Regions from separate parts of the Homo sapiens genome. Here regions 2 and 3 are each linked to region 1. Evidence: chromatin contacts called from ENCODE Hi-C or POLR2A ChIA-PET data. All regions are on one chromosome and are shown on one strand. The core of a region is the stretch at or near the end of the contact, and the rest is flanking DNA. Distances in the headings are between cores, read along the strand shown.

Region 1 (4,522 bases), core at 1,261-3,760:
GTTCAAGTGATTCTCCTGCCTCAGTCTCCCGAGTAGCAGGAATTACAGGTACCGCCACCACACCCGGCTAATTTTTTGTATTTTTAGTAGATGCGGGGTTTCACCATGTTAGCCAGGCTGGTCTCGAACTCCTGACCTCAGGCGATCTGCCTGCCTCGGCCTCCCAAAGTGCTGGGATTACAGGCGTGAGCCACCGCGCCCGGCCACTCTGTGTGATTTTCAATGAAAAGTAGTGAAGCTATCATAGTGTGGGGTGAACATGAACAAACTTCAGACAAGGAATTTAATATAGTTTCTATTAAGAATTTATCCATTTTCATAGCACAAAATAACACAATTCACCTCTTTCATACCCATTAAGAGATCTTCCTCAAAGAAATATTATCAATAGAGATGGGAGGCAAAGATTTACTTCCTTTAGACTATTAGGTTATATTAATATAAGTATTTGCTTTAATTTTATATTTTAAAATAATCTATATTTAGGTAATATTTACTAAGCATTGACTAAGCACCGTGTTCATGTATTAGTCTATTTAACTCTTATCAAAATCCTGTTAGATAAGTATTATCTCCGTTTATAGATGAGGAAACTGGATCACAGGAAAGTTTAAGTAACTTGTTCTTGGTTGCAAGCCTAATAAATGGAGAGCTGGGATTTGAACTCAGGCAGTCTGACTCCGGAGGCTATATACATTTACCCTCCTTGGTACACTGCTTTTTTTCAAAAATAGAAATTCAACAAAATTTCCCAAAGTAAAAGTTCATTTGAAGTTTCAGAAACTTAAAACAATGATTGAACAGATAAGTTGCAACAGACTTCATAAGCAGTTCAGTAAAAATGTAGACTTACGAAATGGCATATATCAAGATACAAAATAAGTTGCTTCTATAAGTTTCTTTTCTTAAAAAAAATTACTTGGAAATATTTCAAGTATATAGAACAGTAAAGGAAATAATTACAAGTGAACACCCATGTGCCCTCTACTTAGCTTAATGTTTTGCCACATTTTCAAGATATTTCTGGTAGAAAACAAACGTTATAGATACAAATGAACCCTTCTTGTTACATTCCCTTCTGTTCATCTCTGGAAGCAACCAGTATTCTGAATTTGGTATCTATCATTTCCTTATACAATTTTTAGTTTGATCTTACTTTTTTGTAATTATTAAACTTTTATTTATGGTATGTCATATATATCTTTCCGCAACCTGTCTTTTCATTTCTTCCTCAATATTAGGTTAATGACTCTATCCATATGAAAAATGGTAGCTTTAGTTCACTGATTTTTTGGTTCGTGTTGTATGTCAATTTGTTCAACAATGACACTTATTCATCCATTCTCCTATTAGTAGACATTTATTGTTTCACTAATATAAGCTATTTTGCTCTGAACTTTCTTGCACGTGCCTATAACTTAAAAATACACATACTTTTTTAAAACATGCAGTTAAACAGGAACATACACATTTCTTTAACATGTAGTTAAACAGGAAAAGTAACACATGTGCATGAAGAATACAACCAAGAGAGCCATCACGTTCAAGAAAAGACCACAGGTTATTCCGAGTGAAGTAAGGCTTTCACTAGAAGGCACTTGGGGAACGTTCCAATGACAGCGACATTCATCGCTACAGTAGAAACTCACACAATCGCAGCCCTTTATTAGTATTTTGTTACCCAGTAGTTCCTGTGTCCATTCATTTCCTCAACTGGAGTGTGAGCTCCAAGAGGACCGAACCGGGCACCGACAAGGTGAGCCAATATGAATGTGGCGAGTCCGCAATGGGGGCTACAGCGGCCGACCTCTGGGGCTGTGCCAGGCCACTAGAGTGTGATGGCGCGAGGGAAGGGTCGGGGAAACAGGGCCTAACCTCACTTTTCACCCCGAAAGTCAAGATAGCCACGGAAACAGGGATGAATGGGGAGCACAGACACCTGCCTCGAAGTGTCTCTTCACTTTCACTCACAAAGCCGTCGGGTCAGTAACCAGAAGCCGAGGGGCGGATGCGGCCCCCGCCCTGTGGCACTTTCTCAGTCTGGTTCTTCCAGCCGCGCCTCTTTGCCTTACGCCAATTCCGTAAGGAGGCGCTGAGGCCAACTGGCCGGCTCCCGCAGCTCCAAAACTTGACGTGAAATTGCGCGGGGCAGAGCTGACTGCGGCCATCTTTAATTCGGGCAAGACCCCACCCTCGCACCCCACCCACTAGTCCTTTTCAGCGTTCCCAGGATTTTCTCCAACAAATGTAACGCGGTTAACCTTAGAAGCAGTGTTGAAGAAACACGCAAAGAGGCCTGAGTATCCATGACCTCAGTGGTGCGAAACCCGGCCAACTTAAACATGGCGGCTAAACCCGAACAGCAAAACGTTGCTGACGCCAATGAAGTCATGCTCGAAATGGAGCGAGGCGGCGGAGCTGGGGAGGCGGTAATCTCGCGAGATGGAAGCCAGCCTCCGCTAGGCCCGGAAGCCTCGTCTGAGGGGGCGGGGGACGGAGGAGGGAGCGGGAGTCGAGCGAGAGCCTGTGGAGGAGTCCGCCTGCTGTAGCGTGCGTAAGCAAGGCAGCTACGCCGGGCGGCTACGCTGCGGAATCGGCGTAGGCGCCTTTGGAGAATCGGCGGGCTGCGCTCCGCTGGGGCTGGTCGCGGAGGGGGGGAGGGGATGTCGGTCAGTGCGAGATCCGCTGCTGCTGAGGAGAGGAGCGTCAACAGCAGCACCATGGGTGAGTCTCAGCTTCGGGTGCCGCGACTTGGGGTCAGCGGCTCCGAATGCCGGGAAGCTCTGCGGCCGCTGGACCGAGCTAGGGAACGCCCTGAGGCGAGGCGGAGGCAGCGGCGAGGGGAGCCGGGATGGGGGCCACTGCGGGCCCGGGGCGCGGCAGCGGCGGGCTCGGGGGGAGGGGAGGCGGCGGCGGTGACAGTTTGAATTGAACGTGAGGAGAGCCGAGGCGGCGGCATTTCCTGTGCCGCGGCGGGCTGGCCCCCGGCGCAGAGCCGCGGCCTCCGCGGCCGGAGCAGCCTGAGCGTGGTGGTCTCAGCCCTGCCCTTGCTTCTCTCCGTCCCTTCGCCTTTCCTCAGTCTCCTCCCGGGCCCGCCGGCTTCCGCGGCCCCGCTTCCTCCTGTCCCCGGCCGCATCCCCGTCGGCAGAAGTCCCCTCGTGGGGCAGTGGGCCTGGCTAGGAGGGTGGGGACGAGTGTGAACGCTCGGGCGAGGGTGCTGTGTGGGCCAACCCGGGCGGGCGGCGGCGGGGAGGGAGGAAGAAGGATGCACCAGGCTGAGGCTGTGGTGGAGGCGGCGGCGGCGGCTGCAGCCGCAGCTCCAGTCACCGCGTCGCCTCCCCGCTCCTCCTCCCGCCTCTCGGGGTTGCCTCTCTCCAGGCGCAGCCCGGAAGGCCGGTGGATGGCGGGCGAGTCTTGAGAACGGAGGGAGAATCGGTAGTTTGGTTTGGAATTTGGGCTTAATTTTTAGGAGTAAGGGAAAGAGAACGCCTGGGAAGGGCGCCCCCCGGAGGAGATAGAAAGGGTGGGAAGGGTCCTTGGAAAAGGGAGGGAGCGGAGATGTGGAGTGGCGAAGTTTAGGGAAATTAATTTTTGAAAATATTTCAATATTCTCAGTTATTCTCTTAACGAGCCCTTTCATTTCCTTTCCTCCCCCACATGTTGGAAAAAGAACAGGCCATTTCATTTACATTTTCCACTCCTGAGTTCCATTTCAGCTGTGTGTATAGTAAGAAATAAGCAACCGAGATTTTTCTAGGACATTTCCATTTGCTGAGTTACTTTTGAAGAGTACACTGTTTCAAATTTGGGTTTTTACAGTCCTAGGAAAGAATTTGTGACGTCCAGGTGTTTTCTTAGTTACTGAAATAATAACTTACTACATTTCTTGAGTTTATTGCTAAATAGTTCAGCTTTAAGAATTCTTTCTTCTGGCTTTTTTATTTTGATGAAAGGAAAAAATATCTTTGTTAGTGCCCCTGAGAATGTAAATGAACAGATCATCTAAATTACTAAGCATCTAACCTGTTTTACATATTTATGCACATGCAGGTGATGAGTATAGTCAGTTTTTCCCCCTAAAGTTTATGTGCAGACATGGGGAGGAGAGTATTTTAGACTTAAAAGTGTACAGGTAGGGATGAAATTTATGGAATCCTGATAGACTGAAGGGGGGATATAAACAATGACCAAGTCAGCTATTGCTGCTTGGATTCTTTATTTCTTCAGACTGCAAGGGAATGAGTAAGGGGTGGTTGGGTGGTGATGGGGGGGTGGTACGGTCGTGGCGGGAGAGCAGTAAACAATCTTTCATCTCATTCAGCTGTTCAGTGGGTGGGACTAAAGGAGATAAGAGTTGAGTGAAGCTATGAAATAAATGTGGAAGCTACATAGGTGATTTGCATGGTAGCATTGTCTTATTCTATGATGGGACAACATGATGGAACCAGGTCTTCATAACACAGTTATTAAAAATACATATTTTACCACATCTTAGGCTTACAGAATTCAAATTCACAACAAA
Region 2 (4,647 bases), core at 1,786-4,285, 1.0 Mb before region 1:
TCCTCCTCATCCTCACCAACATTTGTTGTTTGGGGATTGTTCATTACAAATACATGAAACAGTGGTTACCAGAGTCAGTCAGGGTGGGAGGGAGGAATGCAGAGATTTAGGTCAAGGATACAAAGTAGCAAATACGTAGAATGATTTAATTCTTTACATAAATAGAACCTTACAGTATGTGTGCTTTTGTTTCTGACTTCTTTTGCTCAGCATTAGATTCAGGAGATTCATCAACATTGCTGCGTATAGTTGCAGACAGTTTACTATCCTTATTGAATGGTGTTCTACTGTGTGAACATACTACAGTTGCTTTTTTCATTCCACTAGTGGTGGGCATTTGGGTCATTTCCAGTTTAGGGCTACTATGAATACTGCTGCCTTGAACAGTCCAGGATACATCATTTTGTGAGCTGCTTATTTTTATTATTTGTGCTACCTGAATTTTGTATTATGTGCAGGTATTACTTTTTTTAAATGTCCTAAAAACACCTTTAAGGGCTTTTAAACTAGGATCAGAAACTTAGCTCCTTCCCTACTGACAAGCAGGCAGAAAAAAAAAATAATAGTAATAGCTAGTATTTACTGAATGCTCATTGAGCCACCTCTTTAGGGAAAAAAATCTTTTCATATATGTTTGCTTTTAATCCTCCAAATTACTCAAAGCCATAGGTATTCTCATTATGCCCATGTTAGACCTGCAGAAACTGAGACCGAAGGAGGTTAAATAACTTGTGCAAAACCATACAACTAGCAAGTAGGGAATCACAGTACAAATACAGGTCTCTGAATATAAAGCCTGTGCATTCACCCTCCAATTACACAGCCTCTGATTACACTCAGCTGGGAGTTCAGGGAGCCTGCTAGACATGGGGAGGAGAAGCTGAAATGAGAGCACCTGAAACTGCCAGCTCAGTCCAGCTCAACAGCTCGGATTGTTCTCCCCACCGCCCCCCTACTTCCTGTCCTAATTAATCAAATGCTCTTGAACATGAAAGAGAGTGAGATTGGATTTTTGTTAAGATGAAAGAAAGGAATCTGTTCCCATCTGGCACCTTCAAAACTCTCCTATTCAAGCCAGCAGGGAGCATTTATGCAACCTACATGGCAGTTTAATAATTCCCCAAGAATGCCAGGAGATTAAGCAATGTCACAACCGATCTGGATCCACCGGCACTTGAGAATAATGGAAAGAGCAGGGGTCTAAGGTCTAGGACAGGGGTCAACCAAATTTCTCTGTAAAGGCCCAGATATTAAATATTTTAGGCTTTGCAGGTCCTATGATCTCTGTGTCAACTACCCAACTCTGGCATTGTAACATGAAAGCAGCCATGAGCAAACAGGCATGGCTGTGTAACTAAAACTTCTTTTATGGCACAGATATTTGAATTTCATATAATTTTCATGTGCCTGGGCATATATTTCTTTTTTAAAAAATATTTTCTAACCAGTAAAATATGTAAAAGTTATTCTTAGTTTGAAAGCTGCACAAAAATGGAGGACAAAGTCTAGCGACCTGAATTCAAATCCTCTCTCTGCCATTTGTTATTTCTGTGGCTTTCGACATATTACTTACATTCACTAAGCTTCATTTCTCTCTTGAGAAAATGAGCAGAGCAGGTGCCATGCATTCAGGGCCTCCCTTGTGGCTGGCACTGAGCCACATGCTTTATATGCTTTACTGAATTAAATCCTACAATAACCACAAAAGGCTGAAATTATATGATTGCCTTCTTCAGATAGTTACGATGATTAAGAAATTATGTCTATAATTGTGCCTGAGCTGGCCTCCATAGTTCATTGAGTTTGATGCTTCCTGTTGTACGCAAAAATTGCCATGTTGGTTCGATGAGAGCATGCCTGCTTTTTCTACTACCTGTGGTGTTTTGAGTACCTATATTTGTATTGCACTTACAGTGAAAATTATCTAATTATATTATTCTATTTAATTACAATTGCATCAAGCTCCAATAAACAATCCAAATTTCACTGAACTGAAAGTTGAGTGCACACTTTGAATAGTCACTCCTTCTGTTAGGTTGGTGCAAAAGTAATTGCCATTACTTTTAGTAGCAAAAACAGCAATTACTTTCGCACCAACCTAATATATATGTGCACAGTAGGCAGTTTGGCTCAGGTACACTTATTCAAAACATTGCATTAAGTAAGATAATACATGTTAAATACCTAGCACACAGCCTGGGATGCAGGTGTCGGCCAGTGTTTGTTCCCCACTTCCTTAGTGACAAAGATTAGGCTTAGCTACTTTTTGGGAAAGGTGAGTGCCACCAGAAAGATGAGGCCAAGGCCTTATCAGACACACTGGAACACAGCCTTCCCAAGGAATAAATCCAGAATATTTTGTGTATGAGTTCTGGCTCTGAAGCCCAGCCTGTTCTTACACTGACCCCCCAGTTTCTGCCTTGATCAGCCACCCACTAGGCTGGGCATTGCTTCCTCTCACTCTGCTATCTAGTGACCCAACCTCGGCCCAACCCTCCAGCTTTCTTCTGGCCATGCGACTGTTCTGCTAGTCTGCTCCGCATATCTGCTCCTACCTTCCGATGCCTCCTCTGAGCTTTGGCTCCACTCCCCACTCAGCACAAACAACTTACTTTGCCCCAGTATGGGGTACAACAGCTCAGACTCTTCTAGAGGTCTAATCCTGGACACCTCGTTTGCTTTATAAGCACAATCTGGAAAGAAGAGTTTCATTGCTCAGAGCCCCTCAGGAAGCAGAAGAGGAGAGTGGTGAAGAGAGCATTCATCCTCTGGAATGACCATAACTGGTGTTTCAATCCCAGCTCCCCTCCATACTAATACTTGGGTGAGTTACTCACCAGGTCTATGCTTCAGTTTCTTCATCTGTAAAATGGAGGTTGTAAAAATATCATCTACCCCATAGGGTTATGGTGATGATTAAATTAGTTCTTCTATAGAAAGTGCCTGCAGCAGTGGTTAGCATGTGGTAGGCACTTTGTATGTGTTATCTGTTATGTCTGTTTGCTCTTACTAACATCTATATTTCTGAGTCCTAGACCTCCCCAGAGAGTGTGAAGTTCATGGTGTTTCATGGGAACAGATGTAAGCCCACTTGCTGAATCTCTCTCTGAGCTAATAATTAACAAATACATTGCACAGTAGCTTACCAGGAAAGCCTATACTGGTCTGAACAAGAAGAAACTTGCTGAACAATTCTAAAGCTCACTTCTCAATATAACAGCAGCCCTTGCTCAACATGTTGCCCATATCTTCAGTACCGTGCAGAGGTCACAGCCATCATATTCTGCCAGCTCTTCCCCTATGGGTTGAGCAACCATATGTGTCTTCCCAACCAGGACATTTTTCATTTTTAGCTTCTTGTTTTGACATAATTTCAGGTTTACAGAAAATCTTCAAGAGTAGTACAAATACCCCCATGTACCCTGTACACATATTCCTGAAATGTTAATATTTTTCATATTTGCTTTATCATTTCCTCTATCAGTCTATCTATAATACCTACCTATCTACCTATCCATCCATCTAAAAATGTCCCAGGTAATCAGCAAACCTGCTTTAAATGTCACCAATTATCCCAAGAACATCCTTTTTAGCACAAAAAACCCCGAATCATGTATTGTATTCAGTTGCCATGTACGTTTAGTGTTCTTTAACTTAGAACAGTTCCTTGGTCTTTCTTTGTATCTTATGACATCAACATTTTTAAATAGCATAGGTTAGATATTTTGTGGAGTTTCTCTCACTTTGGGTTTGTGTGATGTTTCCTTCTGAATAGATTAAGGTTATGTGCTTTTGAGAGTTATACACCAGGAATGATGCTATGTTCCTCTTAGTATATAGTATCAGCAGACACAGTATATCAATTTGTCCCATTACTAGTGATGTTATTGTCAGATTTCTCCACTGTAAAGATACTATTTTTCCTTTTGCAACTGACAAGTATTTTAAGAGTACATAGCCATCCTGATACTCCTTAAACTTTCACTCACAGCACTTACCATACAGTGTAGATTCCTGTCTGAATCAATGCTATAAAGGTTTCCAAATGATGATTTTCTAATTTCATTATTTCTTCTATACTTATTAGCAGTCTCTCTACTTTAAGGAAGAAATTTCCCTTCTCTCCCATTTTTAAATTTACATCATAGGTTCTTCTTTTATTCTGTGGGTTATAATTTGTTGCCATAGTTATTTCTTTTTATGCCTAGATTGCTGACTGGGGTCAGCAAGAGCCCTACAATTTGGTGCGTGTTTCTGTTGACATGTTTCTCAGCATTTTTGGGCATGTCCTCACTTGCCAGCACAACATGATGTTCCAGGCTTATCTTGTCCTTTTCCCAGCCCCAGGCCAGGAATCAGCCATCTCCAATGAGCCAAGTAAAACCATGGCATATTTAAGAGAAAGGGCCACAGGCATAATCATGGCGGGTATAAACTGAAACTGACCTAGAAATGCTGGGTCATATTCCCAATCTACCACTAGATGTCCTTCCACACCTCAATAGTTCTTCACAGGAAGCAGTCCTGGGGCATTTGGAAATGGTGGGATATTTGGAGTTATCACAAAGACTGGGGCAGCAGGGGTTACTTCTGGCATTTAGTAAGCACAGCCCAGGCATGCCAAATTTCCTGCACAGGACCATCTAT
Region 3 (4,587 bases), core at 1,929-4,428, 1.5 Mb after region 1:
AGAGTTCCTTCTCAACACTGAAATCCACATATTTAGATATCCTGCCACAATTAACCTGTTGACCTAACAGGAAAATAAGCACAAAGTGTAACATTCACAAAAGGTTCTAGAAATGTCAGAGGTCTTAGTCATCAAGTCTTAAGAAAACATAGTTAATACAAGAGTGTCCTGAGTTGCCCGAACTTCTCAGAGTGGCAGTGTTGTGGAAGGAAGTAGAACAGAAGAGAATCCCACCAGCACCCACCTACAGAGCAAACTAAAAATCTGCATTTCATTTGCTGAAGGAAAAGGAGAATGCCAGAGTTCATTCTCGCTCAATTAAACTCAGCTCAGTTAAAGGGAGAGATATGTTTGCTGTGTTTTTCTTCAAAAACTTGGCAAATTTTTAAGATTTTATGAGGTTATATAGACTCTCTCACACAAGAAAAGAGAGCTAAAACCAGAAAAGTAAGTACCCCAGTCACTTCATTTTAAAGGAAGTTTAAGAAATATCTGTTACATTACCAAATCTAAAAGTTGCAAAAATCAGATGAAGGATGTCTATTCCTCTACCAATGTCATTTCACCTATTATGACGGTATGAAAGCAATGGTGCAGTATCACAGTCTTTATTACAGCTTTCTTAATTGGAGCAAAATGAGCTCTTAAAACTATGTTTGTACTCTCTGTAAAGGAGAGGCTAAGAATTTTTAGGACCATTTCCCTCATGGATAAATTGAGGCACTATCTTTAAAGGACTCACTAAAAGTTACCGTGGGAGCCAAAGGTAGCTCCTGCAGGGAGAGTGATAAATTTCAAGGGCTTCACAACAATGTTTTCAAATGTAGGTCCAACAGCATGAGCATCACCAGGGGAGCTTCATAAAAACAAGGATCCCTGAACCTTGAATCACTACACAATGATCCTCTGTGTATTTTCAACATGTTTCATGAGTGATTCTGATACAGAAGCAAGCTCAGGAGCCCCTGACCTAGTCCATTCTCAACAGGAGGAGACTCTGTCCACCGCCCAAGAGACATTTGGCAATGTCTAAGCCTGGCCAACATGATGAAACCCTGTCTCTACTAAAAATACAAAAATTAGCCAGGCATGGTGGCGGGCACCTGTAATCCCAGCTACTCGGGAAGCTGAGGCAGGAGAATCGCTTGAACCTGGGAGACGGAGGTTGCAGTGAGCCAGGATTGCACCATCGCACTCCAGCCGGGGCAACAAGAGCAAAACTCCATCTCAACAACAAGAAAAAAACCAAAAAACTGCCTGGGTTTTGGTGTTATACAGTGCTGGATTCAAATCAGTACCTTCCTAGCTGAGTAATCTTGGGCAAGTTAATGAACCTTTGAATAACTATGAAGTAGGGAGCCTAAGCCGATCTTGAAGGCTGTAGTAAGGTGATGAAATCCCACGTGCAAGGCCTTCTATTGCCTGCCACATAGTGTGTGGTGCTTGCTGTTATTATTACTGCTACTAACGAGCAAAATTCCATGTCAAGTACAAAAACTCAAATGGGTTTTACTCAATGAGCTTTTCAAAGGTCTTGTGTAAATCAAATTTATGCATATGGAATTATATCTTAAATATGCTATAGAAATATGGTAGTTGAAAAACTGCAGGCAATCACACTTACCTAAAACACATGCATCTGTGTTTCTTTTAGGGAATTAAACCCTTCCCAATATACTGGGGTAGGCGTGCTATTATAATTTTTCTGTTTGGAGAATGAAGACCACCAGTGTTTTATTCTTATCTTCACTGTTCAGAATTGAAACCTATTGTACACACACAGTAACGGAGATCAATGTGATGAACCAAAGGATACAAATGTATGTAAGCCACTGGCTGACCTCCAAGAGCTTATAATCTATTTCAAGAGAAGTGAGCATGAAAAAAGAAAAATGTAAATTACGTTACGTGTGAAATATATTAACTGCAAATAAAAGCTACAGGCAAAGAAAATGATATAAGAAATTAGAAAACTGGAGAAAAGACTGCATTATAATGCGATCAGAAAAGGTTTGAGTACAAAGGAGGCTCTCTGCAGTGCTTAGCAAAGCCAGGATTTAAAGCAGTAGAGAGCTGGGAGAAGGCAGGGGGCATTCAAGGTGGCATACTTTTAGAAGGAAACGGCAAGAGATGAAAAAAGACCATGAATGTGCGGGAACAAGCGTCTAAAGGAGCAGCTTCTATAAAACAGAGGGGTACCTGGGAATCACATACAGTGCCTGCAGACACTACCTTGGCCCAGGGACAATGCTTATGAAAAATATGGAAGGATGCAAAGCCACCCTAAAGAATCTGACTGAAGTCTCAGGAATACCAGAAAGCTCAAGAATCATCCATGTCTATTTTTTTAAACTGATAAACTTTTTTCAAACAAAATCTTTCCCCAAATCATACGCAAATGAAAATGGGACAATACAAAGGTGCTGCAGCAGGAGTGAGCGAGGGGTGCCCGGAAGCCCTCGGCAGCCACCCCTCTGCCCCAAGCCATTTGAGAAGCAGAACTAAGGTTGAAAACTATGTATCTCTTCCCATTGCCCTTTTTGGGCCTGAATATGCTCAGAACATCTTCTCCAAGCATTTGTCTGATGCACACTTGGTAGAGATGATGGATCCCCTCGCCTGATGAGATGGCCCGTGCTGGCTTTTCTTGGGTGAAGGTGAAATGTGTCTCCTAGCACAAATAGGATGGAGTTCCTACACTTGGGCCATAAAGAACGCATCTAGGCAGGGCACTGTGGTGGTTCATGGACTGTAATCCCAGCACTTTGGGAGGCTGAGGTGGGAGGATCGCTTAAGTCCAGGAGTTTGAGACCAGCCTGGGCAACATGGCAAAACCCCATCACTACTAAAAATACAAAGACTAGCTGGTCATGGTGGTGCACACCTGTAATCTCAGCTACTCGAGAGGCTGAGGCAGGAGGATATCTTGAGCCCAGAATTAGAGGTTGCAGTGAGCTTTGATTGAGCCTTTGTACTCCAGCCTGGGTGACACAGTGAGACCCTGCGTCAAGGAAAAAAAAAAAGAACATATCTAATGGTCCCCCCTCTACATGATATAACCTCAAAAAGTTGGTAATACCTGTGAGACTCCTTTCTTCAGGTTAACATATGGGCAGTTTCACTAACCATTTGTCTCGTCTGTAGACAACTGAAGTTAGAGAGGGGAACCATATATCCACCCAACAGAGAAATGAAACTAGTGGTTAGCTGGCAGGCTATGCCGGTGATGGGAACTGTTGTTATGTATGTAGGCAGAGGTGAAACTTTAACGTCATGAGCGAACATGGACTCTAAGACAAAGAGTGTCGACAGTGAACACACAGACCAGAGGGCTTAGCACTGAGGTTGGAACTGATCTAGAAAGAAGAGGAACCAGGAAGGAAACAATCCCAGATGAATCAAACAGGGAGGAAGAATCTCAGGCACTGAAGCTAGAGGAAGGAAGGGAGAGTTTCAAGAAGATGAGAATGGGCAGCTTTGCCGAGCGTAACCGAGAGGGTGAGGACAACCAAGGCAGAGGTGCCACCAAAAAGGGGAGCCCTGTAGAGAGGTAAATTGTTGTTCATGCAAATATTAAAATAAGCATGGAACAACATAGATGGCATATACTGGTAACATTTAAATAAGCCTGGAATGGAAAAACAGAATAAAATACTACCAAAAGAGAGTTACTAGGTCAAGGGGAGGATTTTCCAAGGTGAAAACAGAAGAGTTCACTGTTGAAGACAGAGAAGAAGAAAAGAATAAGAGAAGAGAACATGGCTGGGACAAAGCCCCAGGTAGGGTAGAAAGGATGGGCTAATATCATTTGACCCCGCAATCTCATTACTGGGTATATACCCAGAGGATTATAAATCATGCTGCTTTAAAGACACATGCACACGTATGTTTATTGCGGCACTATTCACAATAGCAAAGACTTGGAACCAAGCCAAATGTCCAACAATGATAGACTGGATTAAGAAAATGTGGCACATATACACCATGGAATACTATGCAGCCATAAAAAATGATGAGTTCATGTCCTTTGGATCCATTCTCAGCAAACTATCGCAGGGACAGAAAACCAAACACTGCATGTTCTCACTCATAGGTGGGAATTGAACAATGAGAACACATGGACACAGGAAGGGGAACATCACACACCGGGGCCTCTTGTGGGGTAAGGGAAGGGGGGAGGGATAGCATTAGGCGATATACCTAATGTTAAATGACGAGTTAATGGGTGCAGCACACTAACAAGGCACATGTATACATATGTAACTAACCCGCACGTTGTGCACATGTACCCTAAAACTTAAAGTATAAAAAAAAAAAAAAAAAAACACCTATGTGGAGCATTGGGGGTTGGGATAAGCTGAAAGCACTGGAAACAAATTGGGACCACCTCTTCCCTTCTCTGCTAGCAGTAGAAAAAGCAAAACAAAACAGGAAGGCAGGAGATAAAGGCATCAGGTAGTCTGTGATGCCATGCAAATATGTAGGCCGAGAAGTTCTAGGCAAAGACAGAAGTGGTAGCTTTCTGGTCTGTGTCTTCCTTGAAAAGCAAGGCCTGAGGGGGCAGGGCAGAGACAAGAAATACTGGAG

The links. Hi-C counts contacts between places; a loop is a spot of excess contacts on that map. ChIA-PET counts read pairs that join two places held with the same protein, here RNA polymerase II (POLR2A). Pooled maps may share reads with other maps.
Region 2: a loop to region 1 is called in a map with no recorded cell type, with 5 times the contacts of the local background. The contact joins the promoter of NPSR1-AS1 here to the promoter of SEPTIN7 in region 1. A Hi-C loop is called at or near these places in 6 of 37 single-sample maps with no recorded cell type and 4 of 50 pooled maps.
Region 3: a loop to region 1 is called in a pooled map, with 7 times the contacts of the local background. The contact joins the enhancer-like site here to the promoter of SEPTIN7 in region 1. A Hi-C loop is called at or near these places in 5 of 37 single-sample maps with no recorded cell type and 12 of 50 pooled maps. POLR2A ChIA-PET finds 5 or more read pairs at or near these places in 1 of 52 experiments (activated CD4-positive, alpha-beta T cell).

What each region holds. Positions count from the first base shown.
Region 1 is chr7:35,798,547-35,803,068 of GRCh38, forward strand. It overlaps SEPTIN7 (septin 7), which reads left to right and starts at 2,511. Exons shown (of 14, transcript NM_001788.6): 1 at 2,511-2,724. The coding sequence starts at 2,664. It overlaps SEPTIN7-DT (SEPTIN7 divergent transcript), which reads right to left and starts at 2,079. Exons shown (of 5, transcript NR_120512.1): 1 at 1,944-2,079. RefSeq lists enhancers at 1,743-1,802, 1,925-2,548, 2,163-2,552 and silencers at 2,703-2,942, 2,973-3,422.
Region 2 is chr7:34,755,237-34,759,883 of GRCh38, forward strand. NPSR1-AS1 (NPSR1 antisense RNA 1) reads right to left here and starts at 3,036. Exons shown (of 4, transcript NR_033665.1): 1 at 2,838-3,036. The region is part of intron 2 of NPSR1 (neuropeptide S receptor 1); the gene reads left to right.
Region 3 is chr7:37,333,218-37,337,804 of GRCh38, forward strand. All of the region lies in intron 2 of ELMO1 (engulfment and cell motility 1), which reads right to left. Among named protein-coding and RNA genes, the nearest start is that of ELMO1, 110 kb to the right of the region's middle. Within about 2 kb of position 3,179, at least 7 of the 41 ENCODE cell types and tissues checked have a DNase peak (open chromatin) inside an H3K27ac peak, as active enhancers do.